Linked DNA regions of Homo sapiens: regions 1, 2, 4, 5, 6 and 7 are each linked to region 3. Evidence: chromatin loops called from intact Hi-C (ENCODE). Cell type or tissue: mammary epithelial cell. All regions are shown on one strand.

What was found. Hi-C counts contacts between places; a loop is a spot of excess contacts. Peaks named below come from ENCODE experiments on the same cell type or tissue, not always from the same donor. Only the 100,000 strongest peaks of a DNase experiment are listed, where the experiment ranks them.
Region 1: it touches region 3 in a loop (4-fold over the local background); 4 of 110 quality-filtered maps call a loop at or near these places.
Region 2: a loop joins it to region 3, with 14 times the contacts of the local background. A loop is called at or near these places in 15 of 110 quality-filtered maps.
Region 4: it touches region 3 in a loop (2.9-fold over the local background); 3 of 110 quality-filtered maps call a loop at or near these places.
Region 5: a loop joins it to region 3, with 17 times the contacts of the local background. A loop is called at or near these places in 69 of 110 quality-filtered maps.
Region 6: it touches region 3 in a loop (6-fold over the local background); 33 of 110 quality-filtered maps call a loop at or near these places.
Region 7: it touches region 3 in a loop (4-fold over the local background); 8 of 110 quality-filtered maps call a loop at or near these places.

What each region holds. Positions count from the first base shown.
Region 1 is chr6:40,843,604-40,847,603 of GRCh38, forward strand. No RefSeq gene overlaps it. Among named protein-coding and RNA genes, the nearest start is that of UNC5CL, 190 kb to the right of the region's middle. In mammary epithelial cell, a CTCF peak has its summit at 2,214 (motif pointing left); no DNase peak of the experiment used is centred here.
Region 2 is chr6:40,327,146-40,331,145 of GRCh38, forward strand. No RefSeq gene overlaps it. Among named protein-coding and RNA genes, the nearest start is that of LINC00951, 27 kb to the right of the region's middle. RefSeq lists enhancers at 2,542-3,180, 3,181-3,819. In mammary epithelial cell, a CTCF peak has its summit at 1,702 (motif pointing right); a DNase peak (open chromatin) is centred at 1,696.
Region 3 is chr6:41,026,432-41,030,431 of GRCh38, forward strand. It overlaps UNC5CL (unc-5 family C-terminal like), which reads right to left. Exons shown (of 9, transcript NM_173561.3): 8 at 3,957-4,000; 9 at 464-2,164. The coding sequence ends at 1,942. Among named protein-coding and RNA genes, the nearest start is that of UNC5CL, 11 kb to the right of the region's middle. RefSeq lists enhancers at 1,278-1,347, 1,418-1,617 and a silencer at 1,758-1,867. In mammary epithelial cell, a CTCF peak has its summit at 1,734 (motif pointing left); DNase peaks (open chromatin) are centred at 1,470 and 1,710; H3K4me3 peaks cover 1,364 bases; H3K27ac peaks cover 317 bases.
Region 4 is chr6:40,822,225-40,826,224 of GRCh38, forward strand. LOC105375053 (a long non-coding RNA gene) reads right to left here and starts at 3,119. Exons shown (of 3, transcript XR_926790.3): 1 at 2,859-3,119. In mammary epithelial cell, a CTCF peak has its summit at 2,279 (motif pointing left); no DNase peak of the experiment used is centred here.
Region 5 is chr6:40,892,735-40,896,734 of GRCh38, forward strand. All of the region lies in intron 2 of LOC101929555 (a long non-coding RNA gene), which reads right to left. Among named protein-coding and RNA genes, the nearest start is that of UNC5CL, 140 kb to the right of the region's middle. In mammary epithelial cell, a CTCF peak has its summit at 2,349; no DNase peak of the experiment used is centred here.
Region 6 is chr6:39,978,999-39,982,998 of GRCh38, forward strand. LOC102723789 (a long non-coding RNA gene) reads left to right here. Exons shown (of 6, transcript XR_001744112.1): 6 at 1,094-1,343. Among named protein-coding and RNA genes, the nearest start is that of MOCS1, 47 kb to the left of the region's middle. In mammary epithelial cell, a CTCF peak has its summit at 2,256 (motif pointing right); no DNase peak of the experiment used is centred here.
Region 7 is chr6:40,548,291-40,552,290 of GRCh38, forward strand. The region is part of intron 1 of LRFN2 (leucine rich repeat and fibronectin type III domain containing 2); the gene reads right to left. Among named protein-coding and RNA genes, the nearest start is that of LRFN2, 37 kb to the right of the region's middle. In mammary epithelial cell, a CTCF peak has its summit at 2,174 (motif pointing right); no DNase peak of the experiment used is centred here.

The sequences.
Region 1 (4,000 bases), 180 kb before region 3:
ACAGAAAAGCTTATCCCATATATTTCCTCTTTGTCCTTTATCACTTAAGCTACAGAGATGATACCATTGGTTGAAATATTTCCAGGAAATGCTTGTTCACACATTAAATTCCTTAATACACAGTGATTGGACAAATTGCTCAAATCTACTAGAAGAAGGAAACTTTTTGAAATTACTAACACTTCCCATCCACTAATTTCTTTTTTAAAAAAATTACACCAAATGGGAGTGTTCTTTCCCAGGCAGTCACTAAAAATCATTGTCAGTGGTGAGAGTTGTTTCTGATAGACTTTTTGTGTATGGAAACTCAAAGGAGGCAGAAGAGACAGAGGCATTATGAGATGGGCCATGTGAAATACAAGATCATGTGAAATGATTGGGGAATCCAGAGAATGGAACCTTGGCTCAGGAGATCCTCTGGCTGGAAAAGGAGGACTGGAAGGGGGTCATGGAGCAGGCTTGGGGAAAAACGGGCTGGCCTCAGATCTTCTGTTACCACTACCCCTTCTCAAAATTATTTTCAGGGAATATTTTCATGCTGTCCTAAGTCATTTGGTAGACTTTGTTACTCAAAGGTTCATAGCATCTGAAGAACTGACAATATTTTGAGTATTTTACCAACGTATATATTTCTCCCCACCTTGAGAGACAATTGAAGGCTGACAAAAAGAGTTATTTACATCTATCTCTCTCTTGTCCTTTCTCATCTCCCTTTAACTTTCCTTCATTTCACAAGTGAAGGCCCATACTACCAGGCTGGTAGGGAAGACAGGAAAAGAGTATGCCTACAAGCCTCACAGGAAATGGAGAACAGCAGGAGGAGCTAGCACCAGCACCGTTTATGACTGCACAATGCACTGCTACATAACAGATGTTTAAAAATTCCTTGAGTCCCTAAGGCCTAAGATCATAAAAGAAGAGATCACAGAGAAATAACAAAGTATATAATACCATGATTATATGGTGCCAACAAAGCCAGAGTTTGCAAAAAAGAAGAGTGGCCAATAGATAAAATAAAGCAGAGTGAGCACTGGGGACTATGAGAATTGATTGGATTTTACCATTAGGATATTATTGATGACCGTAGCAAGGATGGTTTTATGGAGTTATTAGGGACTGAAAGCTAGATTGTACTGAGATACAGTAGAATAAAGACAAGTGGAAGCTAAGCAGCGAGCACCAAGTTTGAGAATAAAAATGTTGGTAACTTCAAGAGGAGGCTCAAAGGTGGTTTTTGAGAAAAATGAGCAATGTCTGTAGGCTGAGGGTGGGAATATGGAAAGGGGATGTTAAAGCTATCAAGGAAGCTGGGTTAATGGAGCAAGATTGCAGAGGAAGAAGTGAGGAAGGGTACAGTGGAAGGATTGGCCTAGGGTACTGAAGGAAGGAGGATGAGAGTCTGTGGGAATCCCAGTGGAGTTTGGATGAGTAATTGCTGCAGTTCTCTCAGCATCTCTGGGAGAGCACAGCCCAGCCTGGGCTTGGAGGGCTGTGGTATATCAGGGGCAAAGTTTCCATGAAAGCTTAAAAAGTAGGAGATTTTGACAACGGAGGGAGGATTTGGGAAAGCAGGTGGGGGAAGGAAGGGTTCATTATAACAGAAGCCAAGGCAATAAGCACCTGAGAGAAAAAAGCAGATAATGAAAGGAAAAAGAAAACTGCTACATTTTTTCATGTGGAAATTGATGGTTATAAAAATAAAATCAGAAATCACTGACCTACAAAATTCAACTTCAGTGTGAGTCCCTGTGGTGGCAGAACTTTCAAGGTGGTAACTGTGGTGGATTTATGGAGGAGTTGGTGTGGGCCTTTGTCTTGCTGAGTTAAAGGCAGATATCTTGGGTGTGCACAGCAACAGAGAGGGCTCTGATCTTTCTCCATGGAGAGACGTCTTAATGTATAGGGAGTAGGGAGGGCCCTGGTCTGGTCCCAGCAGGGACTGTCTTGCAGTGAACAGACACACTAGGTATTAAGTAGATCAAAGAAAGATGATGTGAAAGTCTAGGAAGTTTTTAGGGGAAAGAGTCAAGCTTAGACTGCATATTAAGAAGATAAGGTAGTTTCTGGCAGGAGGCTTTGGACATGGATGTGGTGGGAGAGGAGGGAGAGAGGAGACCGTCCTACTAGAGGGTGCCTGTGGGAGAAGGGAGGCTGAGGTCCAGGAGACCTGTAAGTTACAAATTTTGTGTCTTCTGCGCCTCCTTGTGGTCAGCCATTTCCACTCCCAGCTCAGCTCTCAACTTTTCTCCTCACTGGTTTCTGTCTAAATGCCTCAGCATGGTCTCTGAGGTCTCTTGAATAGTCAGCTTCCAAATGGCTCTGCCTTCCCAACAGCCTCCTTCCTGTAGTAAGCATGCCAGTATCGCCCAGTGAGTAGATAACTTTCTCATCGCCTCACCTGGTTCATATATTTGGGTGTTATGGCCACTTGGTGCACCTCCTCTTTCTCTCTCCAGCCTTCCCAGATGAGCACCTCTCTGTTCTCACTGAGTCCTGGGGAAACTGGTCAACAGCTTGATCTTGGGTATCTATAAGACATCATTGCTGGGTTGGATTTGGCTAATTAGTGGCTGCGTGGTCTAGGTAAGTTAATTAACTCACTCATCTTGGGTTAAGGATGTAGTCACATAACATACAGATATGTCTGACACTCATAGTAAGTGCCTAGTCAGTGTTAGCTACTCTTACTACTAATGCATCCTTTGTCAGAATCCAACTCCAGGCAGACTTAGGAAAGCCTGCAAGTTAACCAGGGTCCTAACTATCATACCAAGATGCCATGCTAGCCGCCTACATGCCTAACAGATGCATCCCTTTTTCAGTATCCATTGCTTGCACTTCAGACCTTTGCCAGAGCCCTCCAACTCCAAATGTTCTCTCCAGAGTTCCGCAAAATTCAGTGGACATAATTGGGGAGGCAGAGGAGAGGCATTCTAGGCAGTACTTACACCGATTGCATGTACCTTGGAGGATGAAAATGACATCTAAATATTCATTCTTCCAAAAGCTACATTCTAGAATTGCAATATTTTAGCTTCAGGTGAAGGTGCTTTCTCAGAACTAGTTTGTTATTATGTCCTAATCCCATTAAAATTGAGATTAGGCCAAAAAAAACATTTTTGTAAATGCCTTGACATCATTTTTGTACCATCTAAAGAGAGCCAAAAGTGGCTTTTAGAGTTATTGCTACCTCTCTCAATTCATTGGTAGGCTTCTAGCTATTACATAATAAGAGAAAATGGAAGAAATGGAAGAAAATACCATTCATTAAGCCACTGAATAAAGTCACCTCTGAAAGTTGCCCTCCAGTGCTTGGCATCACAGAGGCTCCACTTATATAATAACTTCCTTTGGGTATATACCCAGTTATAGGATTGCTGGGTCAAATGGTATTTAAATGGTATATAATGGTATTATAAATCATTCTACTATAAAGACACATGTGCATGTATGTTTATTGCAGCACTATTTACAATAGCAAAGACTTGGAACCTACCAAGATGCCCATCAGTGATAGACTGGATAAAGAAAATGTGGCACATATATGCCATGGAATACTATGCAGCCATAAAAAATGATGAGTTCATGTCCTTTGCAGGGACATAGATGAAGCTGGAAATCATTATTCTCAGCAAACTATCACGAGGACAGAAAACCAAACCCCGCATATTCTCACTCATAGGTGGGAATTGAACAATGAGATCACTTGGACACAGGGAAGGGAACATCACACACTGGGGCCTGTCGGGGGGTGGAGGGCTAGGGGAGGGAGAGCGTTAGGAGAAATACCTAATGTAGATGATGAGTTTATGGGTGCAGCAAAACACCACGGCAAGTGTATACCTATGTAACAAACCTGCACATTCTGCACATGTACCCCAGGACTTAAAGTATAATAAAAAAGAAAACTTTCTTACTCTCCTCCTTCTCTTATCATCCTCCATCCTTCCCACTCGTACTCCCTCCCAGTGTGCAAATCTTAAAGAGACCAGCACCATTA
Region 2 (4,000 bases), 700 kb before region 3:
AAAGGTTTAAGTTAGACTCCAGGAAGTGAAACTTGATGAAGGCTTCTGGTGAACTAAGTACTTCCCTTGGCTGCCCCCCTGCTCAGGAGGCCCTGGTAGACCCCTCCCTTGTCCCACAAGGGGCCAGGCATGAGGATGACTGGAAATGTGAAGTCCTAGAGGGCTGTAAAGGCAGGAACTATCTGATACTGTCCCTGGGTCATATGACAAGCAAGGAAAGAGTGTGAGCAGGGTCTGTCTGCTCTGGTTTCTGGGCCTGATGCAGGGGCTGGAGCAGATGACTTCTGTGGGTGGGGATTCCTCACATGGCATGAGGAAACAGTGATGTTTCAGGAATTGGATACTTTTCACATTTCCTCTAGGTTATCTCCCATATGGCTATATCCCTAGGAAATGTCTCACATCAGTTAAGGCAGTTGATGCATTCTAACTATGACCCTGGGATCAGCTTTAGGAAAGGGGTCGCCAAGGATTGACGGAGCCTAATGCATCCCAGGATGTCAGAACTAAAAGGATTGTGGCAGATTATCCAATCCAACCTCCCAACCCTTTGCAAGTGAAGACACTGAGCTCTGGGGAGCTTTCAGAAATTAGAACATCAGTGGTGAAATCAGCAGCATACCCAGGTCCCTGGATGTCTGACCCAGTGTTCCTCCAACCAGCTCATGTTTGACTCTCAAAGTGAGAGCCACGAGGCCAGGGAAGAGGTCAGGATGAACACAGAAGGATAGAGGCCTGGAAAGGGGTGATGGGGCCAGAAATGGGGAAGGGGCAGGAAGGAAAAGAGAAAAGAAAGCTTTCCCTCTCTTGGGCTGGGTGGTGAGAGGAGCCAGGCAAGATTTTCTGTTGTTTTAGAGAGAGCTAAGGGTAGAGGGCTGGTGTGGGAGGCAGGGCTGCTGAGGGGGGCCTCTCATGGGGGGCTCCTTTGGGGTCAGCACTTTCCTAGCTGGCTGGCTTCATCCACCCACCTTCCCTAGATTTCCCCACTTCCTACATTCTCACCTGCCCCTTCCGCCAGTTAATCTCTGAAACCACAGGAAGAGTGGGGTTCTGGGGGCAGATAGAGGAGGTACTGTGAACGGGGTGTGATGTCCTAGAGATGTCACCTGGAAACAGATGTGTATACCCCAGAGGATGCCTGAGCCCCCTCCAGGTCCCTCACCAACATCTCAAAGCACAAAATGGTATCCAGTGTGCTGAAGACCTACTCACGGTAAGGGCTGGAGCAGAGAGGAGGATCAAGAGGCTTCCAAGTATGCGTTCCCTGCCGGAGAAAGCCGGTCTGGTTTCCCTCGCTGGAGGGCCTCTCGATTCTCAGGCTTCCATCAATGTGTGAGCAGGAGCCTTGCACCAATGTCCCTCTCCCAGGTCACACACCTCTAGGACCTCTGCGTCCATCCTCCTGCCTAAGCATTTCCCTGACGCACCTCCAAGTGGCGTCCTCCTCTCCACAAGGGAGCAGTCTCTGGGCTTCCTCCAACTTTTCTCATGCTTTTAAGCTAAGCCACAGCCCCTCACTGGGATCTATGGAAGAAGGACCACTCCTAGCTGTGCTGGGGAAACTGCCAATGCAGTGATCTCCCCACTCCTCTACTTGTTCCTAGAGACCCTCCTCTATCTTATCTAGCTCACCGGCCCACCTGTCCTCTCCTCCCTTTCTTCCGTAAGGATGCTGCAGCCACCCCTGCACCTGGCCGCAAGAGGGCACCATGCCCTCACTGCCACCCCAGCTCTCCAGCCCACTCCTACCTCTGCCTTCCTTATAGTCCTGCCAGATCGCACTTGGCAGAAAGGAGCCAACTAGGAAATCCCAGGATAATCTAAGAGGTTTATGTCAAAAGGTTTACAAGGGAAAAGGTAGGTAAAAATAAGTGCCTGGCACTCTGCCAGCTGCTGGGGATTCAAAGGTGAATAAGACCCCTACCTGCCCACTTCTTAGTCTCAAAGAGGAGACAGGTAATTACTGTGCAGTAGGTGAGCCCAGGAGGGTAGAGAAATGCAGCCTGCTGATGTAACAGCCAAGAGGGGCTCCCTGCCCCCAACTTCACCAGGGGCTCAGGGAAGATTCCTAGAGGATTCCTGAAAGGTGAGTAGGAAGCAGCAGGTGAGGGAGACAAGGGCAAATCAGGAGGCAGGAACAGCAAGCCCGGGAGTGGGATCAGCATGAGCAGAGGTTGGGAGGCATGAAAGATTTAGAGTGGAACATAGGGTAAGTTGACTTTGTCATATTCCAGGCACCAGGTTCTGTTCCTCTCCTTTCCTGGTCTGAGGAATGCCCAACTGTGGGAGCTTTCAGTGCTACCCTAAGAAGCCTAGCAGAGTTCCCAGGCCCTCCTGCAGCCCTGCCCTCCTCCTTTTCTCTGGGGAGGAGCGGAGTGTCCGGGCTTGGGCGAAGGTGCTATCACTCAGTCCTCATGGTGTTCCCTGGATGGTGACCTCCTGATTCAGGTTGTTATTATTCCCATTTTGCTGATGAGAAACCAGGGGCTCAGGAAGATGGAGGAACCTGCGCAGGACTGCGTGGCAGAGCTAAGCCCCTCAGCCAGGGCTTCTGCCCCCAGCCCCTGTGGCCTGTGCTGCTTAGAAGGGACCGTATGGAAATCCCTCTCTCCCCATGTGGTCCAGAAGGCTGACACTAGCCATTTGAAGCAGATTTTTTTTTAATGGAGGCTTTCCAATTACAAAAGTAATAAATACTCATTATTTTAAAAATCAAACAATATAGAAATTCACAATATTCACAATATTGAAAGTAAAAGTATCTTATAATCCCACCTCTCTCTCCCCAAGGTAACTACTCTTAACAGTTTGATATGTATTTTTCTAGACTTTCCCATGGGTTTGCAAATATGATTGTACATTTTTAAAAAATGAAATTATGCTTTGCTGCAATTTGCTTTCTTCAACTTAACAGTCAGTCTTGAACTGTTCACATGCATGCATACTGATCTATAAAGTGGGGCTTCTTGTGATTCCCACTTATTGCTGAGGAAGCCAGGCTTCCTCAGGGAAGGTAAGCTTCCCCAACCACACAGCTCAGGAGGGACAGACTTACCAGCCCAGCCTGTCAAGATCTGGGGCAGCCAGTGGGGAGCTACACCCACCCACTCACTGCTTTTTCTCCCAGCAGCCTTCTCACTGTCCTCAGCTGCTAGGAATTTTTAGGAATGGATTTCTGTGTCATTTCTAATAGATCAGGAATATCCTAGCAAGACAGATTGTCAGAGCCTGTTGGGTGGTAAATCCAGGCTCATCCCTCTTGTATGCAGATCATTCCTTTTCCCCAGGAAGGAAGCTCTGGGTAGCAGCTCCCTGGGGGTGGGAGGTGGGGGCGGAATGAAGCAGCACAGGGCCGCTGACCCACCAGCCTCCTGAAATAGCCAAATATCCGGGCTGGTGAAGGCAAGTGCCACGAAATTCAGCCAGTAGCATCCCTTCACCTCTTGATCCTCAATGTGTGGTCTCAGGAGTAGCAGCCCTGGCATCCCTGGGGAGCTGGTTAGAAATGCAAAATCTCAGCCCACAGGCCAGACCCACTGAATCAGAATCAGCATTTTAACAAGATCCCTGGGGGAGTCCTATGCATAGTAAAGTATGAGTAGCTGGGGTTAGGCAGTATTCTGGTTCCTATAAAGCCAGCCCATGGCTTCTTTCCAGAAGTTTAGTTGATGAATTTGGTATTAGAAACTTAATAAGAGCTAGCAGTTACATGTAAGTTTCTATGTGCCAAGCAACATTGCAAGTGTCTTACTTATATGAACTCATTTAATCCTTACAAGGATGCTATGAGTTGAGGTATTATGATTATCCTGCTTTTACAGATGAAGAAACTGAGGTGCAGAAAATTTGCTTAATTTGCCTGAGGTCACATGCTAACCAGAGGGTGATCTGGGGCTTAAACTCAGGTCCTCCAGGATCTTAACCACCACAGCACACTGCCCTGCAAGTAGATGCACCCATCTGGCATGGAGCAGTTTTGACAGGTATCTCCAAGGTGGCA
Region 3 (4,000 bases):
TGCAACTCCAGTAGATGTGAAACTCTTAAAATGATTTTTTCCAGGGTAGGAAGGAACACAATGATGTCTTTGGCTAAACAGTGCCGGGCTACTGCACAGTTCAATCCTGAGCTAAGTGAAGGGGGAAAAGTCCGGGGCACTAATCTGGCGTGACTGGCAGCACCCGATGGGGTAAGGAGGACAGATGAGAAGGGTAGGAGAGGACTGGTGGGGATAGGGGAACAGGGAAGGGATGGAAAGGCCTGCTTCTGAAGGCTTGCATCTAACAGAAAAGGAAGGGAACCTCCCTGACTTACCATGCGGGACCCAGGTAATTTTCATACTGGAAGCACAATCTACAAAATGCTTCCCTCCAACCCATCCCCATAGGTACAATTTTACCAAATAAAATCATTCATACTCACATCCAAATTTGCCAATCTGAGCAAAATATAGTTAGTAACAAAGGAAGGCAATTTTCATATTTTATCATTCATCATAGAAAAAAAGCTTTAATATTTTTTAATTAAATACAGAAGAAAATTGTGTTGCCAGAGAGATTGTTTGCCTGCCTTTGAACAAATTAACAACACCTGTTTGCAAACAAAAGAATTTCCAGAATGGAGTCAAACCCTTTATTCTCTGTTCAGGACCCAGCCCATTCATGTCTTTTGTATACAGTATCAAACACATAGTAGGTGCTGAATAAGTATCTGCTGACTGAATGGGGTGCCTCTTTTATCCCTATCCTTTATTTCCCAACCCTAAACTGGATCTTGATCCATGGGGAAAATATCCCCACCCATCCATTCCTAGAGTAGCCCTGTCTCTTTCAACAGTCTTTGATACATAACATTGGTTTAGAGACATATGCCTGAAGGGAAAAGAGGGAGGGTTTCAGGCAGAGAAAGAAACACACAAAGACAGGGCACAGAGACTAGGCAGAAACAAAAAGATCTAAGACAGAGAGAGAGAGTAACTGAAACACAGGTGCAGAGCGGGAACAACTGTGGGAGACAGGGACAGAAAAACCAAGTCAGAGAAACTTAAAACGCACACCATTGGAGATAAAGAGATAAAAGGGCTGGGCCAGAATGATCATCTTGAAGTTTCTACTCAGCTTTAATGTTTTCTGATAGAGAAAATGGCAGAGAGAGAGGAAGACACGGCCTAAGCAGGAGGATAAAGAGACAAAGGAAGTTAGTAGAGGCAGAGGCAGCCAGCCAGGCGTGCCTAGCCGGGAAGCCTGGTCCTACCCCGGCCTCACACCCACGGGGATGGGCTCCCATGCCCACTTTCGGCTCCTACCTTAAGTCCAGCCACCCTCTTCCCCTACCCGCCCCTAAAGATCTCCAAACCACTCGGCAAATCAAATCCTCTCTCCCCAACATCCTCCGTGAAGCATTCTCGCTGCTCCAGCCCGCACTCAGCTCTTCCCCTCTCAACTCCTAAAGCCACACCCACCTCCCCTAACCACAGGGCAGGGCTGTTTTCGAGTTTGCCCTTGGCTCCTATGAGCACATCTTGACTCCTGCAAAAGAACTGTGTGCTTGTCAGGGCTCCAGACCCTACCTCCTATATTCCAGTATTCTTCATGACACCAGCCCAATGCCCGGTCTTCCTAAGTGCTCAGTGAATACTTTAGGGCCTGACCGGCCCTAAAGTGCACGCGGGGACCGTGGCCGTCCCCTGGTCAGTTTGGCAGGCTGGCCACGCTGAGGCCATCTCCTGGGCTCCTGCGCCCTCTGCCGGCCAGGAGGGGACCCGCACGCGGGACAGCTCGCGGCCGGAAGGGCGCGCCTGCTGCTGGGAGGCTGGCGAGGACGCGGGCGGCCCTGGCACCGTCCGAGGGTTCTGGGAAGGGTGGTGGGCACAGCCAGGAACAGCTGCTGTGTTCCTCTTAGGCGTAGGAGAACAACCCCTCTCGCCCCTACACCTCCTCCGGCCCTGCCCGCTGGGCGCTCAGAGCTTCTCGTCCAGCTCCAGGCCCTGGTTATCCCGGGCGCCCCCGCGCTCGGGGCCTGGGCTGCCGCCGTGTGTCCCACTCAGGTAGTTCTGGATGGCGGAGGCGCAGTCTAGCCGCTCCATGACGGTCATGAGGTAGTGCAGCTCCTGCAGGCTGCCGTTCTGCTCCTCAAACAACTCCAGGATGGCCGCTGCGGGGCTGCGCTGGCAGGACAGGAACCTGGCCCGAGGTAGGGGAGGAAGAGAAGGGTGTAGGAGCAGGGAGGGGCTCCCCCCCTGCTGCAGGCTCCCTGGGCTGCGCAGCGCAAGGTCCGTCCCTTCCCCATCCTGTAGCTTTTGTCCTTGTCCTGCTCTTGCCTGCCTTCCAGGGCACAGGAGGTGGGAAGCCCCAGGGCTTTGAAACTTGAGATTGTCCTGGCTTGGAGGCCAACTCTGACCCCTACTCCTCTCTAGGCTTCAGTTTCCTCTTATTAAGATGAGGGCTTAGACAAGAGGACCTCTAAGTTTGCTACAGTTCTGATGTTCTGTAATTGCCTTCTCTACCTCCCCCACTCCAAATACACCCCTAGCCTCCCCCTAGCCTCCTAACTCCCTCCTTCCTCCCTCTCTCCTAGGCCACAACATCCTGCTCACTACTAAGGAAACAGTTGCTGTAAACCATGGCTTTTTATCACGACTCTCCCGTCCACTAAAACCTTCCAGAGTCTCTCACCTCCTAACCAGCCCACGCTCCATGAGCCTTTCTGGCTCATCCAGCACCTGGCCTTGCCCTGTCTTTATGCTTTCTCTCCTTTCTCCCATCCTGAACCCCCTTAGCTCAGGCCTCTCTCTTTCTCGCCTTGCACACACTACACCCACAGCCACCTCTGCTACTCCCCAAAACAAAATGGCTGATCTCTTCCCCATCACTTCCTCCCTGAAGCCCTTTCTAGTTCACCCCTCCCAGGTGGAAGAGAACATTCTGCATCCCTCAGTTCAGACTTCTGGTCATAACGCCCGCAGTTCATTATTATTCTTGCTTCAGCTGTTTTCTGTCTCTCTTCAATGTGTTATACAATACTGGATTCTTACAGGAAGGCACAAGGAACACTTGCCTTTATTTTTCAAGCTCTCTGAACCCTTTACTAGTGTGTGCGCTCCTAGGCGCCGGGACCATGCCTCATTCATCTTGTATCATAGTGCTTAGCACAGTTTCCAGGGCATAATAGGTACTTGATAAATGTTTAAATGAATGATTTAAAAATCCACCCTGTAGTTTGCAGACCAGCCTGGCCAACCTGGTGAAACCCCGTCTGTACTAAAAATAAAAAATTAGCTGGACATGGTGGCGTGTGCCTGTAATCCCAGCTACTCGGGAGGCTGAGGCAGGAGAATTACTTGAACCCGGGAGATGGAGGTTGCAGTGAGCCAAGATTGCGCCATTGCACTCCAGCCTGGGCGACAGAGCAAGACTCCGTCTCAAATAATGATAATAATAATAAATAAAAATCCACCCTGTTTTCAGGGTCCAGCTCTAGCCCCATCACCAGGATAAAGTCTTCCCTGACCGCTGCACTCATAGTGTAGTTTCTGGAGCTTAGCTCAGTATTCTCCTGCTTTCTGAGTTCCTTGACAGGGATCATGACTGCACTGTCACCATTATTGATAACATTTATTGAATTAACAAGTGTCAGGCACCCAGCTACATGCTTTACACACATTATCCTATAATCTGTCTTGCTCCTCCTCAGGGCATAGCATGGCAAGCACTCAACATGTACCAAATAACTTCCATGTTAATGGATTCACTGTTAAATGTTAATTGAGCACCTACTATGCACCAGGCATCATTCTAGGTACTGATGATACAGTGATTAATAGAGCTGCCCTTTTATGGGAAATAGGGTGGACAGTAGCCATTCTCTGACTTTTAAGTCACTCCCTTGCCTGTGATCCAGTCTCCAGAGTGTCCTGAGGAACCCCATTCCAGCCCACCCTCCTCTACCATCCACAGACCTCACCCCTCTTCCTACCGGATCTTCATGCCGCAAAGCCCCAGGTGGGAGGCCAGTCTGCG
Region 4 (4,000 bases), 200 kb before region 3:
ATTGTCCAAGTTTATAAGGTTTGTTTTCATTAAAGCTCTCAGAGATGGCACAAGTTCTTTCTATGAGTAAAAACTTTCTGCTCAAATAGACCACTGGATATTTCATATTCATGCATGTGAAGGAGTACTACTCCTAAATCTGCATCTTATAGCCATTATAAAAGGTTCCCAAGATACTCTTGGCTGACAGCTCCCTACATTGCAACTATGTGGATTAAATCACAGAGTAGTCTGATACTAGCGTGAAGAGCAAATCTCCTATGATACTATGCTAATCCCAGGAATGATCTGCCCTAGTTGGTATTTAATAAAGTGGTCCTTTTCTTTTATTATGGCAGCTTTTCTCTAGTACCTAATAGTGAATCTTTTGTGTCTCAAATATTTAGCTTCAACTATCCCAAGACAATAATTCACTGAGTTTTAGGACAGAGACAGAAGTAAGTGAAGATGGTCTAAGCATTCTTCAAAGCTGTTATCTGAAGTTGCTGCTGCACTCTCCATGCAGGAAATGTAATAATATAATGACTCAGCTAATGACTGAGTACCCACCATAAAGATTCCTCAGGTCAGGCAGCATTTAAACACGCCAGAGCATTATTTAAGGGGAGGGATCGAGGATTAGGCAAAGCAGATTGCATGATGATGTATTTAAGCTCTGTGCAAAAACATATGCATCCATCTAATTCTTATTGCTCTACGTGGCAGAAAATGACCTACAGACACATCGAACACCATGGCTACATAAACAGTAAGCAGAGAGCATGTATGAAGATATAGGTGCCTTTCAGTCAGGATGAGGTCAGGAAAAGAGACTCAGCATCAGTTTGTTAACAGAAGAAATTTCACAAAAGGAATTAGATAACAGATACTGGAGAGCTGAAAAGGCAAAGGCGACCACTGCAGCGACACCCTCCAGGCCAGGAGAATAAAGGGGGCAAGGATGGGGTTTTTAGAAGCTCAGGGAAAGGTGCTGATGTCTCAGCAGCTCTGAAGAGGGTCAGATGCCATTGAGGCTGTTGATGGTGTCTGGGTGACTTGGACGAGGGTCCCTGCATGCCAGGCTCAGGCATCAAAGTAACAGGCACTGACTGGCTGGGCAGGTGGCTCTAAGAGAGCATAGTGAGTCTAGTTCTGGAAGTATGAAAAGAACTGGAACCAACTGCCACCACTTGGGGCAAACAGTTGCTTGGGTGAGAAGCAACTGTTTATTATAGGAACCAAACTCAAAACAGAAAAGAATAAGCCCCTCCTCAACCTACAGAATGGGAAAAATTTTTGCAATCTACCCTCTGACAAAGGGCTAATATCCAGAATCTACAAAGAACTTAAACAAAGTTACAAGAAAGAAACAAACAACCCCATCAAAAAGTGGGCAAAGGATATGAACAGACACTTCTCAAAAGAAGACATCTATGCAGCCAACAGACACATGAAAAAATGCTCATTATCACTGGTCATCAGAGAAATGCAAATCAAAACCACGATGAAGTATCATCCCATGCCAGTTAGAATGGCAATCACTAAAAAGTCAGGAAACAACAGATGTTGGAGAGGATGTGGAGAAACAGGAATGCTTTTACACTGTTGGTGGGAGTGTAAACTAGCTCAACCATTGTGGAAGACAGTGTGGCAATTCCTCAAGGATCTAGAACTAGAATTACCTTTTGACCCAGCAATCCCATTACTGGGTATATACCCAAAGGACTATAAATCATGCTACTATAAAGACACATGCACACGTATGTTTATTGCGGCACTATTCACAATAGCAAAGACTTGGAACCAACCCAAACGTCCATCAATGATAGACTGGATAAAGAAAATGTGGCACATACACACCGTGGAATACTATGCAGCCACAAAAAAGGATGAGTTCATGTCCTTTGCAGGGACATGGATGAAGCTGGAAACCATCATTCTCAGCAAACTATTACAAGGACAGAAAGCCAAACACCGCATATTCTCACTCATAGGTGGGAATTGAACAATGAGAACACTTGGACACAGGGAGGGGAACATCACATACCGGAGCCTGTTGTGGGGTGAGGAGCTGGGGGAGAGATAGCATTAGGAGAAATACCTAACGTAAATGATGAGCTGATGGGTGCAGCAAACCAACATGGCCCATGTATACCTATGTATCAAACCTGCACGTTGTGCACATGTGCCCTAGAACTTAAAGTACAAAAAAAAAAAAAAAAAAAAAAAAAAAAGAATAAGCCCGTCCTGACGGCATGAGCCTCCTTCCAGTCTCCCTCTAGTGCCCCCTAGTGACAGAATTTGAGAAGGATCTGGCAAAGGAGGGCTGGACCTGGTAAGGTCCCAACGCAGTGTGACACAGCAGGATATATAGGAAGAGGTCAGGAGGTAAGGAGCAAAGGCTTAATAACCCAAACAAGATGCACATGCACCTTATAATCCCGTCTACATGCAGGGAGGAAGGTAAAGCAGTAAACTAGGTTACTGTGTTCTGTGTATCACCCTTACTTAAATTTGGAATAACCCTAGGGGCTTTCTTAAATCAAAGTCTTAAATTTGTTTTGCCCATCCAGTGTTTCTAAATCAGATTTTTTTTAACTGTTCCTTCAGTTATATACCAAAAGTATCTCTACAAATTGATGTTAGGAACTTTCTGAGCCCTAAATCAATATAGTAAGAGAATCATTTCTGGGTAGAATGAAAAAGAAATTTTCAGACTGGGTTCATGCTTATATTCTATACGAAGCCTAGCCCTGCTTTTCCAAAGAAGTAGTGACACATATGGAAATGACAACCAGCAAGACCCAAGTCTGACAAGGAGGCTGAATTGCCCCTTTAGAATTATCATTTCTGCCACCTCCCAGCACTTTACCACTTACCTAAAAGAAGACAAAATAATAGACTCTTTTGCTTCCAGTACCTATAATGTACATTTCCAGGTTTGTTTTGGAGTACAGCTGTGAAATCCTTCAGCACTGACATAATTCTCTTCCCTCCAATTGTGAAGTGTTCTTTGAGCAATGTAATTGTTCCCCACTGCAATTCTTACAGCAGCGTGTCAGCATGCCAATCACTTCTTCTTCTTCCAGTTCTGATTCTTCCAGTTCCCTGCTGTGTTAACACCCAGAATGAGTCCTTCCAGCTGTTGAAAGATGTCAGCATATTTATATGAACTACTTTATGTTTCCTGGGGAAATGTTCTAAAAGAAAAGAGATCTTGGCCGGTATGCTTGTGATTCTGCAGAGATGTGACTTGGCTTGCATTTATATTTTCTTTGGGGTCAGTAATAGTATTAAGTATTTCAAATGGCACATGTGACTACACAGTGTCACTTTATCTTAACTGAGCTTTGGTCATCTGTATTCCATTCAATTAGACTACACATATCACTCAGATATCTCTTCTGGAAATGAGAAAATTTGTCTTGTGGTAGGTTCTCCCAGGAAAACCTTGAAGATATCATTTATTGCAATGTTGCTGGACAGCACAAACTCATGGAACTTTTTCTGACATTTCAAATTTCTCTTTATCTTATGTTTGCATAACATTTCTTGAAGATTTCTGAAGGTACCCACAATCTGAGTGTTACACATTTTTCTTTCACTGAAAAGGGAGTTTCTTCAAGATTCTATTTTTTTGTTTTTTTGTTTTTTTGTTTTTTTTTTTTTTGAGACAGTCTCACTCTGTCACACCTAGGCCAGAGTGCAGTGGCAGGATCTCAGCTCACTGCTATCTCCACCTCCCAGCTTCAAGCGATTCTCCTGCCTCAGCCACCTGAGTAGCTGGGATTACAGGCAGGCACCATGACACCCAGCTTATTTTTGTATTTTTAGTAGAGATGGGGTTTCACCATGTTGGCCAGGCTGGTCTCGAACTCCCGACCTCGGGTGATCCACCCACCTTGGCCTCCCAAAGTGCTGGGATTACAGGTGTGAGCCACTGTGCCCAGCCTCTTCAAGATTCTTGATAGGAATTGTTAAACCTCCTGTTACAGGCTGGATTGTATCTCCAAAAAGATGT
Region 5 (4,000 bases), 130 kb before region 3:
GTGGCTGAGGCTCACACACATGCAACTAGCCACCATCATCAAGGCTGCCAGGCCATCCTCAGGATGGGGGTCCAGCCCTGCAGTGAGGCTGTCTGCCCCTCCTTCCCACTTCTTCACATATTTAACTCAAATGACGCTTACAGAAAGCAACCCGAGACTGTGTCAGCACAGGGCTACCGTTACAGAAGAAGACATCGCAGTTTACCTGTGACAATGAAGAGTAGGTGAACTCTGTGGCATTTAACTAGATGGTTGTATTAAACAGATCATATCACTTTTTTCCAATTATTTAGACTTTTTAAGCAGTGAGCAGGAACTGGATGGTGGCAGAATTCCTGAGGTGCCCACAGGCAGCCTCGCTTCTGGTTATAGAGGAACTAGGAAGCCCAACTGGAGGACTTAGATCCTTTGTGTGTGTGCCGGGCCCACCAGCCAGATGCCAGGCTCCTGAGCTCCCGCCACGCCCTTCATCTCTGTGTCCTCAGCGCCTGCCATAGGCAATGCTCTCACAGTGCCTGCCGAACCAATGGAGGAATAAATGGAGAGATGACATGAGTGCTGCTTTGTGACCCCACCCCAGAACAGTGCCAGGAACACAGGAGAAAGTGAATTGAGGATGGTCAAGATGATTACATTTCACCCATCCTAGTCCCACCCGTTTCAGGGGTCTCCTCTCTGCTTCCTAAGGTGAGAGCCAACCAACCAATCAGGGAAGGGAAGGAGGCTTAGGTGTCAGGGGCTGAGAAAATGTCACCATTACCCTTTTAAGGCAACAGACTACCATGCTTCAACAGGTCCATTATGCGGAGGCAAGCTTTGCTGGGCCGGGCATAGTTTGGACAGTTTTCAAATCATAGGGTGACTGCCTGCCTGGATTGAGCACAGATCTGGCCCTCCTGCAGGATTCCCAGCCCTTGGGCAAGGAGAACGATGGGAAGCAGGCCTTTGGGGGCTTCTCTGTTCCAATAACGATGCAACAGTAACTACTAACATCCAACTGGCCCTCTCGGGCATAAGACGCTGTCATATACGTTCTTTCTTTTGCCTCTCATTGCACCCTGGAGGGAGACAGACAGTGTGGATTGCCCCAAAGGTCCTGCAAGAAGTAAGAGCCAAGACCAGGTTTGAGCTCTGGTTTTCTGAATCCACATTCTCAGCTTCCTTCCCCACTCCACTGAGCTCCCCAGTAACAGTGTGGAGTTCAGAGCAGGAGGAACCGTCAGTGATCATTGATTGTGAGCTCATGATTGCACAGTGGGGGCCCAGGAGGGAATGGGGCCTCCTGCACCTACACCCACCCTTCACACACCAGGCCACCTATGCCTATTTTCCCAGGGGTTTTTGGTCTCTTGAGATTCTGTCCTGCTATCACCATTTTACTTTCTAGACTGTGTTTCCTCTTCACCTCTAAGACAGCTGAGGCGGTTTACAGCTGTTTACTAGCAGTCAGATAGAGGAGGAACTTAAGTGGAATATAAACTATTGAATTAAATTATCCTCTTCAAATGCCACCTGGTACTCACTCTACCTGAGAATTTCAATCAATGCTGGTAACTTCCTGCTCTCTAATGGAATGCACCAGACAAGTTTTTTTGCCTGCCATTTGAGCTGGGCTGCTGCTATGGCAGATGCTGTTACAGGGGACAGAGATGTTCGTGTAGACCGGCATGACAATGCGTCACCTGAAAGCATAGCTTTCTTGAGCTCCCAGCAGTGCCATTAGCAGGTTGGGAAATGGCTTCACTCCTCAAGCCTGGGTGTTAGAGGCAACCACAGGTGGGTCAGTGAGGCCCTCCAGGAGATGGGGGGTGGAGTTCTGTACTTCAGGACACCTTTTAAAGACTCAAGGAAACAGTGGTGTGGGAGAGGAAGAGTAGTGGGGAAGGAAGACAGATTCCCTCCTAGCACCAAAAAATATGGGTAAAGCTCATAACCATACATACAACACCCACTAATTACAAGTCAAAGGGATGGAACGTTGTGCCCTCCGTATTTATAAAACAGAATGTCCCTGGGCTGGGAGTTCCTGGGTTCAAGTCCTGGTTCCAACATTTATTAGCCATGCTGTCAGAAGCAGGTCTCTTCTCTGAGGCTCCATTTCCCTTTTCTGTAAAATAGCTTCCCTGCCTACATTATGGGGAATGCAAAAGCGTTTTTGACAACTTCCAAGTGCTGTACAATTGTGAGTTACGATATATTGGGCGGTGGGAGGGGCCCTTTGAGAGATATCCCTCCGGACCCCCACAGACCTCTTAATCGGCCTTTGGGTCAGGTGAAGCGGGGCCAAGGCCATTTGTATCTTGGAAGGAGGGCTCCTCTGGGACGGCCATCCTGGAAGTGACCTCTGGGAGGCAGCAGAGGAGGTGCTACGGAGCCGCCACAACTGGAGTTCACAGTCCCGGGATCCTCAGGGGACAGGGAAGGGGAAGGAAGCATTGAGACTGAGTTACTGGCACTGTTTCATAGATAGGGAAGTCAATGTGGGAGTTCCACAGGGCCTGCTGGGCCCGCGGTTGTGGGTCACCACCACAAAGCTGTGCCCTGATGCCATTCCTTCCCCAGGGCTTGGGCCTCTTCCTTTCTGCCCTGACCCTGGAAACATGATCCTTCCAAGTTCACTCATCAGCAAAATTTTCCATCCTCAGAACGGGTTTTCCGGACAGGACAAAATATGCTTTTAAGACCTTCTTCTCAAGGGCAATAGAAACTTCCTTACTTACGGCACAAGGAAAAACGAGGCAAAAATAATTACTGAGTGCCTACTATGCGTCAGCATTGTGCCAGCCAGTTTATGCACACTAATCTCATTTACACCACATAGTAACTGGCTGAAGTGAGTTAGCCCATTTTACAGATGAGGAAACTGAGGCACAGGGAGTTAAATAACTTTGACAGGATCACACAGGTGGGTAAGTGATAAAGCAGGGACTCAAACCCAGAGTTCTCTGACTCCAATATGCATGTTCTTTCTACCATGCTAATTACATAAACATGACAGAATGGTCAAGGAGGCAGAGCAGACTCCACAAAGACAAAATGACAAAATATTTGTCATTTCTTCATGCTAGAAACATTTGAATTGCTAAGAAACAGCAAAGATACAGAATAGTTGTAGGACCCAGACTTGGAGTTCTTCATACTAGTTTCCGCCTCCATTTTGGATCTCTCTATAACCAGCTTCCTGTGGCCAGTCTGTTCTTCATTGAGAATCCTTTTGCTTTTGTTTCTGTGATGTTGCCTTTGTTGAGAGTCCTAACGGAGCTCTTCCCAAGATAGCTCTCTGCTTATCTTTCACACCCTGGTCTATGCTTGCTCCCTTAACTCTTGGCAAGCCCATGCTCCTCCAGGTTTTTTTTCACTAGCAAAATTATTTTCCCTTCTTCCTTCAAAACATGATGCTAGAGCTCCAATCTTGAGCTGGGTGCTAGAAAAGGACCTCAGGGCGATAGTGATTACCAGTTAGCAAGCACTTGCTACTGGACAGGATTCATATATGCTGAATGTTCGCATGCAGTATCTCATGTAATTGTCTGAACATCCTTAGGGTAGGTGTTAGTATCTCTGTTTGATGGATTGGGTAGCTGAGGCCCAGAGTCACTGAGTAAGCTGCCCAACATCACACAGACAGCCAGTTCTCAATCTCAGCTCTGTGTGGCCCAGAACCTGTGGCATCAACCCCACCCACAGGGGATGGTCAGGAAGATAAACTGCTTCCCCATCCTCTCTACTGTGGATCTTGATTCTTACTATAAGTTAATATAGATTCTCAATATAATTTAATATACCAAATAGCTGACAGTGGGACTCTGCTGGGAAGAAGAGAAATATGTAATACGTCTGCTAGGATCCTCAGTCCATTTGAAGAGACTAACACATGAAGTGCACTCCATGACCTCCCTTGGGTCCTGGGACATTCTCGTGTGTTCCTTCCCACCTCCCTAATGTTCCCTTTGATCTCCTCCTCAAGCTGCCCTGTTAATGCTGGTGTTCTATAGGGATC
Region 6 (4,000 bases), 1.0 Mb before region 3:
TAAATGAAGAAACCCTATTTCCACCAGACTCTGGGGACACAGTTTTATTCTGGTTCCTTGTATTTCCCAAATGCTGCAATGAGAACATGTTATTCTTATGCCCTGTTCCTGTCACAGTCAATGCTTCCCCTCCATTCATTGCCACAGGGGACACCTCCCTTCCTCTTACAGGATCCTGGGCAATGCAAATCAGGCCACCTGAGGGAGATAGAAAACCTTGCCTGATGTTGCCCAAAAACTGGTGGCAGGATCAAGATGCGGCCACTTTATTGGTTATAATAGCAGGTTCAACTAGATTTCCTCAAATTCTCAATTTCTGATACTAAGATTTTAGACTTATTCTAAATGTCTCTGCAGGACTTATTTTTGAATTTGCACTTTCCAGTTTCTGCTATTTCTTTTCAACTACTAAATAGCTTCCTCCTTCATTGTTCCTAGAGTTTTGCATAGAAGATCCAGATTAACCCTCTAGGTATCTCCCCATAACCTTGACATTCTCTGTTCAGTTCTACTCAGCAAGCTCTTATTGCATGCCTACTCTGTGCTAGGGCCTGTGCTGGGTGCATGAAGTCTGCAACTTAGCAATGTTTAACACAGGCACCATGATGCAAGTAGAGAACTGAAATCCAGGCCTTCTTCTCTGTGGACCCGAGCCATTGCCTCCTCTCAGGCCAGCTCAAGTCTTGCCTCTGCAGAAGCCATTCAACTCCCTCTTTTTTTACGTTCTTTCCCAGGAGATGGGTGGAAAAGACAAGCCCAGCCTCTCAGAAAAACAGGGTGAAATCTTCAGCCAACAAGAGAATAAACATAATCTTTGGCAATCTTGCAAAATTCATGACCAAAAATAGACCCAAAGCAAAACAAACACATCCCTTTACTCTTTCACTCCTGACAATTAAAAGGAGACCAAATCAGTCTATTTCAATAATTTTGATTCCATATTACACGAAAGACAGGAAGTCATGTCCACCAAGTGACCTGAAAAATATGGACACTTTCTACTTTTTCATGGAGTTTTCACTGTATTCTTTTTGTTTCTATCTCTTTCTCCCTTCTGCCCACTCTTCCTTCCCCTCCCATCCTCCTCCCTCAGTTCTGTTCCAGGCTGAACATAGCATACAGCAAGTGGATGATGTCCAAGGCAATTCCTGGGTCTAGAAATCCATCAAGAATGATGCCTGGAGTCCAGATCAGAGGATCCTGAATCATCTGCCCTTTTCTCAAAGTGAGGAACAAAGCAGTGAGACTTGGCTCTCTAGTTGTTTTTCTCCTACCCAGCCTCAAACCTGGCCATGTCTCAGAATTAAGCACTGGAAAAGAGAAGAAGCACAACTCACTTTGGTGGAACTTCATCCAAAGTTGCAATAGAAATATTGTTCTTCTGACCCTAGGTTTGAAAAAAGTGGATAGAAGTTGGGGTATAGAAATAAGTAGAATTAGAAGTAGGGATGATTTTCTCCAATAGAAATATTTCATCAGCCTTTGGACTGTAGAGCAGAAAACTTTTGTCTTCATAGAACATTGAATATGTAAGAGAGCCAGTTGATGACAACTGCTGATAGTGAGGGGAGACGGTAGGGGCAGGGGGTGGGGATGATGTCCTGGTAATGGTAATAGCCAATACCCTTGACAATGACACTAGTAGCTCAGACACTAGAGGACATCTGGTGATGGTGGCCTTTTCAGCATAGATAACAATGTCCCCAGTATCTTACATGGGCTTTGGTATCTCATTAAGCAAGGAGCTGTAATATTTAGAGATGAATGCCAAAAGAACACATCATTCCAGTGAGTGAACATATAGTTGATAAAAAAATAAACATGGCATACATTACAGTCACCCAGATGACTGGAGTTGTCAACTGGCACTGACAATTTCTAAAATCACTAGGGAGGAATATGAGGGGGCTGAAGGCCACTCAAAATAGACAGTGAAAGATCCAGAGGAATGCCATGTTTGGACACTATTGCCATCCTATGTTTATACCAAGATGACGAACAGAGCCAGGAAGCACGGATGTACTGTTTTAGATGAAGGCCACAGAGGCTGATATGTGAGCACTGCTTGCAGGTTACAAAGCCTTATTCCCATGTAGGGAACTATGTTCATGTGCATGGCAGTGGAAGACTGGGGTCAAAGAGACAGTCACTGAGAGACCAAGCAGAGAATGGGACATTTCTGTCTTTTATAGAAGCTGTGCAGTGGGTGGCGGGGAAGAGGGGTGTTGATCCTGTGAGATGATTTCCAAAGGTTCCCACTAGGTGGAAGTGTTGGTTAGTACATGAGTCAGCAAAGGTTTCTCAATGAACCAATTTTTTTTTTTTTTTTTTTTTTTTTTTAAGGGCTGAATGGGAAATGCCACTGTCACAGATAAGAAGATGGGGGTGGGGAGTAAGGGGTAGGGTTGGTGGTCAGGGAGGCAGTAACTTGGTTCAAGATCACCAAGGAATAGCACTGTCCCATCCTCCCTTGCCTCAGACTTCTAAGGACAAGGCAATGAGCTCAGATTCTGCTTCCAGTTATTTTTAACTTCTAATCTCTACTTCTACCACTGAAAACAAGAAGTGCCAGTCTAAGACCTATTAGTTGTTTTGATGGAATAGAGAGGTTAAGGGTCTTAGACGGTAAACCCTGTGGCTCCCCATCGCCTGTGAGATAAAGTTGAAATGCCGTAACATGGCTTGTGAGACATTTTCCTGCTGCAGAATTTCCTTACTTTTACTAGTCTGTTACTTGAAGCTCCTTAAATTCTCCCATGATGCTTTTTGGGTTCTGAAAACCTATGCCTTTAATAGGTATTGCTTCTTTGGGAAGCATCACCTGACCTATTTATGGAGATTTGATCACCGTTGACTTTGTGGCATTCCTTTACCTAATCTGTACTGTGAAGGATTTAGGTCAGAGGTTGTATGATGGCCAGGGACCCAGAACCACCACACATCTTCTCTACTAAATCAGTCAGGACTCTGTTGCTTGTGACAGAAATCCAATTAAGTCTACCCTAGACAAAAAGGAAATGTTTTTGGCCTCAGGGAGGGCATGGGTACAGCTGGGAAAGACTGGATGAGTGACAGTTATATTTTCTGGAACATTCTCACCGATTTTTCTATTGCTTTGAATGTCAAATTCTTTCTTTCTTGTGAAAGACTGACTCTCTCTGGTGGGAGATGGGGTCCTGGCTGCTTTATGCTCATCTCTTACCAACTTCACTACAGGAAAGGTAAAGGCTCTTTACAACCAGAATTCAGTTTAACAAGGACTGACACTGGCAAAAGATGAGCATATGCTCAAAGCAGGGCCAATCATTACTGTTGCTCTGATTGGCTTATCTTGGGCCACTTGCCCACCCTATAGAGTGTGATTGACAATCTCACTCAAACTGCATGATTAAAGTCAGAATAGAGTTTTTCAAAAGGAAAGTGCTCTTACCAAAAGAAAAAGTTTTTCTTTTCACTGGGTAAAGAATAGTGGATGTCTAGTCTTCTGCTCCCCAAAGAGACATTTATAAAAAATGAAGTCAGAACTCAAAGTGTCTCTTTATTACTTGACAGATCAGTGTCTTAGTCCATTTTGTATTGCCATAAAAGAATACTATGGATTAGGTAACTAGGAAAAGAAACTCATTTCTTATAGTTCTAGAGGCTGGGAAGTCCAAGATTGAGGGTTTGCATTTGATGAGGGTCTCCTTGTTACATACCATGCCAGAAGGCATCACATGGAAAGAGAGGAAGAGAAGAGGGCAGAACTCATCATTTTATCAGAAACTCACTCTGATAATGGAATTAGTTTATTCATGAGGGAAAAGCCCTGAGGACCTAGTCACCTCTGTTTATACCCCACCTCCCAACACTGTTGCATTGGTGATTAAGTTTCCAACACATGAACTTTGAGGGATATATTCAAACCACAGCAGTCAGTGACATGTAACCTTCAATACAGAGCTCTGAATTAAACACAAGGCTGGGGTTTGAGGTTTTGGCACAGATTGCTACCTACCCT
Region 7 (4,000 bases), 480 kb before region 3:
ATTAGCTGGACATGGTGGTGGGCACCTGTAATTCCAGTTACTTGGGAGGCAGAGGCAGAAGAATCACTTGAACCTGGGAGGCGGAGGTTGCAGTGAGCAGAGATCGTGCCATTGCACTCCAGCTTGGGTGACACAACGAGACTCCATCTCAAAAAAAAAATGAAAAAAGAAAAATAGTACCTACCTTACAAGTTATTTTGAGGCTCCAATGCACATTGCAGGACTCAATAAATGAAAGCCATCAGCACTTTAGCATTGCAGTTACATCAGGAGTATGTACAGCTATTATCCCAAAAGCTCTAATTTTGACTTGGGGAGCTATGTGGTCCTGGAAGGTTGAGGCTCCAACCAATGCATTTTAATTCTGGAGGCCACAGTGATTGAGAGGAATATATAGCCTAAACAGGTCCTATCAGAGTGAAGCTCAGAATTCCTTCCAAGACTGTTGGGAGAATGTATTCTCTCTCCCTTTAGATGCTCTGCCCTATGAACATGCAGCCTACATCTGCTAGAGCTGCTATAGCCATCTTGCTACCATGAGGAGGAAGGCCAGCCTAAGGACAAAACCAGTTCACAGAGCACAGGGAAATGAAGCTGAATTCTGACAAACCCATACTTGAGGTCCACACCACTTGGTTACACAAGCCAATAAAATTCATTTTTAAAAGTTAGATCAAACTGGGTTTTTGCCTACTTGTAATCAGTTTCAACCGGTGAATTGAGAATTTGGTAACAGAATTGGGATGCGGAAATAATTGACCCTATGATGTCAGCAGGGTAGACATTACCAAGCCAATGGGGTGGGACAACAAGCAACAAAGATGTTGCCATTCAGGACCTCCAGGCACACTGTGCCTTGAACAGCTCAGAGCCATCAATGACATTGGTAGTCACAACAGATTTGTATGTTTGCAATACAGTTTTCTAGCAAAATGACAGTCAAGTGACTTGAGAAAGAGAGGAGGTTTTTTCTAATTTGCGCCAAGATGTCAACTGGGCTAGTAGCAAGCTCTCATGCCCCTAATCTGGTGAATTGGCAAAACTTGTCATGCAGTGACAAGGAGGGTGGTTAAACTGCTGCTTCATTTTCCTTTGGTCTCAGGCTATGTACCTGATAAAGCTATGGAAGACAAGAAATTTTAGGATATTGGAATAAATTGATTACTTCATATGGCTTTCAACAAAAAGTAAGGTCCTACAACAAAAAGACAACCTTTGGTTCAAAGTGGCCCATTGAGAGAAAAGAGAGAAAAAAAATGGCTTTGCTATTGTGAGGTTATTGCTGTGGCCTATAATCCAAATTTCCTGAGATTATGATAATCTGGAGTCTGGTAGGGATGGAAAAGTGATGCTATTGTATGTGAGCAAAGATAGGTGGTGGGAACCACAGTGAAACATAAGATTGGGCTCACCAGGAAGTGTGAATCCCCAGACCATGCACAAACAACTGTTGAAATAATCCCTCTGCCAGGAGTGGTGGCTCACACCTGTAATCCCAGCACTTTGGGAGGCCGAGGCAGGCGGATCACCTGAGGTAAGGAGTTCAAAACCAGCCTGGCCAACATGGCAAAAAAACCCATCTCTACTAAAAATACAAAAATTAGCCAGGCATGGTGGTGCTTGCCTGTAGCTACCTGGGAGGCTGAAGCAGGAGATTCGCTTGAACCCAGGAGGCGGAGGTTGCAGTGAGCTGAGATTGTGCCATTGCACTCCAGCCTGGGCAAGAGAGAAAGACTCCGTCTCAAAATAAAAAATAAAAATAAAAATAAATAAACTCTCTTACTCTCTTTCTGGCAGTGAGGACAATTACTTCTGTTGTGAGGGTGCAGCTGCGGCACAGCCAGTAAGCAAACGGCAGTGGTAATGCCCTATCCTAAGGCAAAGAGGACCCCCTAGGAGGTACAGCCCAATATGGAGGCCGAAGCTATGAAATGAAGGGCTAGGGTATGAGCAGAGCAAGCAGCTCTGTTGCTAGGAGACAATGCTCAGACTTAAGACTGACTCAGCAGTATCTCTTGCTGCAGTTATTGGCACATGATATTGACTGGGAAGTGTACGGACTGGTAATCTAACGTCTTTAGAGAGAGTCACATTGTCAAGCCTGGCTGGCAATGGCCTTTGATTGCTCAAACCTTAAGACATACTTCAAGTTCCCATCCTCATCCAGTAGGGGGCATCCGTCAAAGTAGCACAGAAGAGAGGCCTTCTCTAATATTCATCTCAGAGGAGTCCAGAGAAGACAATGGACAAGAAAGAACTTTCCACCCCAGACTAGCTAACCAAAGAAAGCATGCACTGCCAGAAGAAGGTACCGGGGACCACAGACCAGTGGCCACAATGTGGCTTTCCAATTTTACTATTTTCCAAATGGGAGTGGTATAGTTTTGTTTGCTTTTTTTTGCAATTTTCATATTCTTTCTCCACTGGTGTATATTGGGTGTGTTGAGGTGTAAACAGCTTACCATTTAACAAGTCAGTGCCTAGGCCATAAAGAGTTCTATCTGGAGAGGATGAAGAGGACTCACAGTGTTGAGAGATGCTGGACAGGGAGTTGTAGGCAGAAACTAAGTAAAACTCCACAGCGTCTCCCCGCGGGCATGGGGTGAGTATATCATATGTAGATGGAGTATTTTTAAATGTGCATATGTAGTACAAGAGTATGTGTTGGCAGCCAAAGAGGTGGACTGCAGTGGATGGGAGTCGTTGCCTTCAAGAGATGCGTCATAAAATCTCCAGATGTCGGTGTAGGGCCTCCTGTGAGTCTGGGTAAACCAACGCAAGGATGGATGAGGTTCATGACACTAGGCTAATCAGTGACAGTCCATGACCCTGGCCACAGAGACTAGTCCAGAGGAACATGTGATCCAAGTCAGTCCACTGGGGGTGACTCTTAGGGACAAAGCGCTTAGGGGCAGGGATTTACAGAAGGTCCACTGCATTCCGGGCACTATTCTGGGCAATGGCAGATACTTCAATGAGCAACTGAGGTAGGGTCTCTGTCCTTCAGGAACTCACATTCTTCAAGAAAGCAGGGTATATAGACATGAGGCCAGGGAGGACGTCAGCTCGAGGAGGACAAAGCCAGTACACAGAAGACAGAATATAGAGCCAATGAGAAATGGAGCCCAAGGCCTGCTCAAGCTTCTCCTGAAGCCCACATCACCACTGGACTTTTCAAATACATGAACCAAATAAATACCCTTGATCGTTTCAACTAGTTGAGTTGGTTTTTCTATTATCTGTTGTAACATTTATCTCTTGAGTTTAATTAATTCATTTGGATTTAATCATAGCAGCTAACCTGATGGCAGGGAGTAGATAGTGATTGATAACTATGTGTCAAATGAATACACAAAGGTGAACACCATCAAGCATCTGAGTAGAAAGTGGCTGTTGAGGATTGATTCCGGGATAGAACTACACAGGACATGATGCTAAGATCATACACTAGCAGTGAACCTAGCAACGCACAGTGATTGAAGAATTCACTGAACATTCTTAATAAGAACAGCAGAAATTTTTATAAATATAATTACTCTGATCTGCTCTGACATACCAACATGATAGAATCAAATGTTAAGAAAGATCAGCGGTAGAAGGAAGGAAGATTCAAGCCTATCAAGTCCAATTCACCCATTTCACTGTTGAGGAAACTGAAGCCCAAAGAAAAAAAAAGACCTACCCAAGTCACACAGATACAAAAATCCATTTATACAAAATCCTCGTGTGTTATACAAGTTATACAAGGTGAGAGGCACACTTATTCCCACACCAGGGGCTATGTCTTTTTGTTTCATTCTCTAACACCGTGGTTCTCAAAGTGTGGTCTTCAATCTGCAGCTCCATTCTGCAAATTCGCAGGTCCCACTCCAAAACCTGCTGAATTAGAAACTCTGAAGTGAGCCCAGGAATCCTTGTTTTACTAAGTCCTCCAGGTGATTCTGATGCATTCCCAAGCTTGAAAACCACTGTTCTAGAACAGTGGTTCTCAAATCTTAAT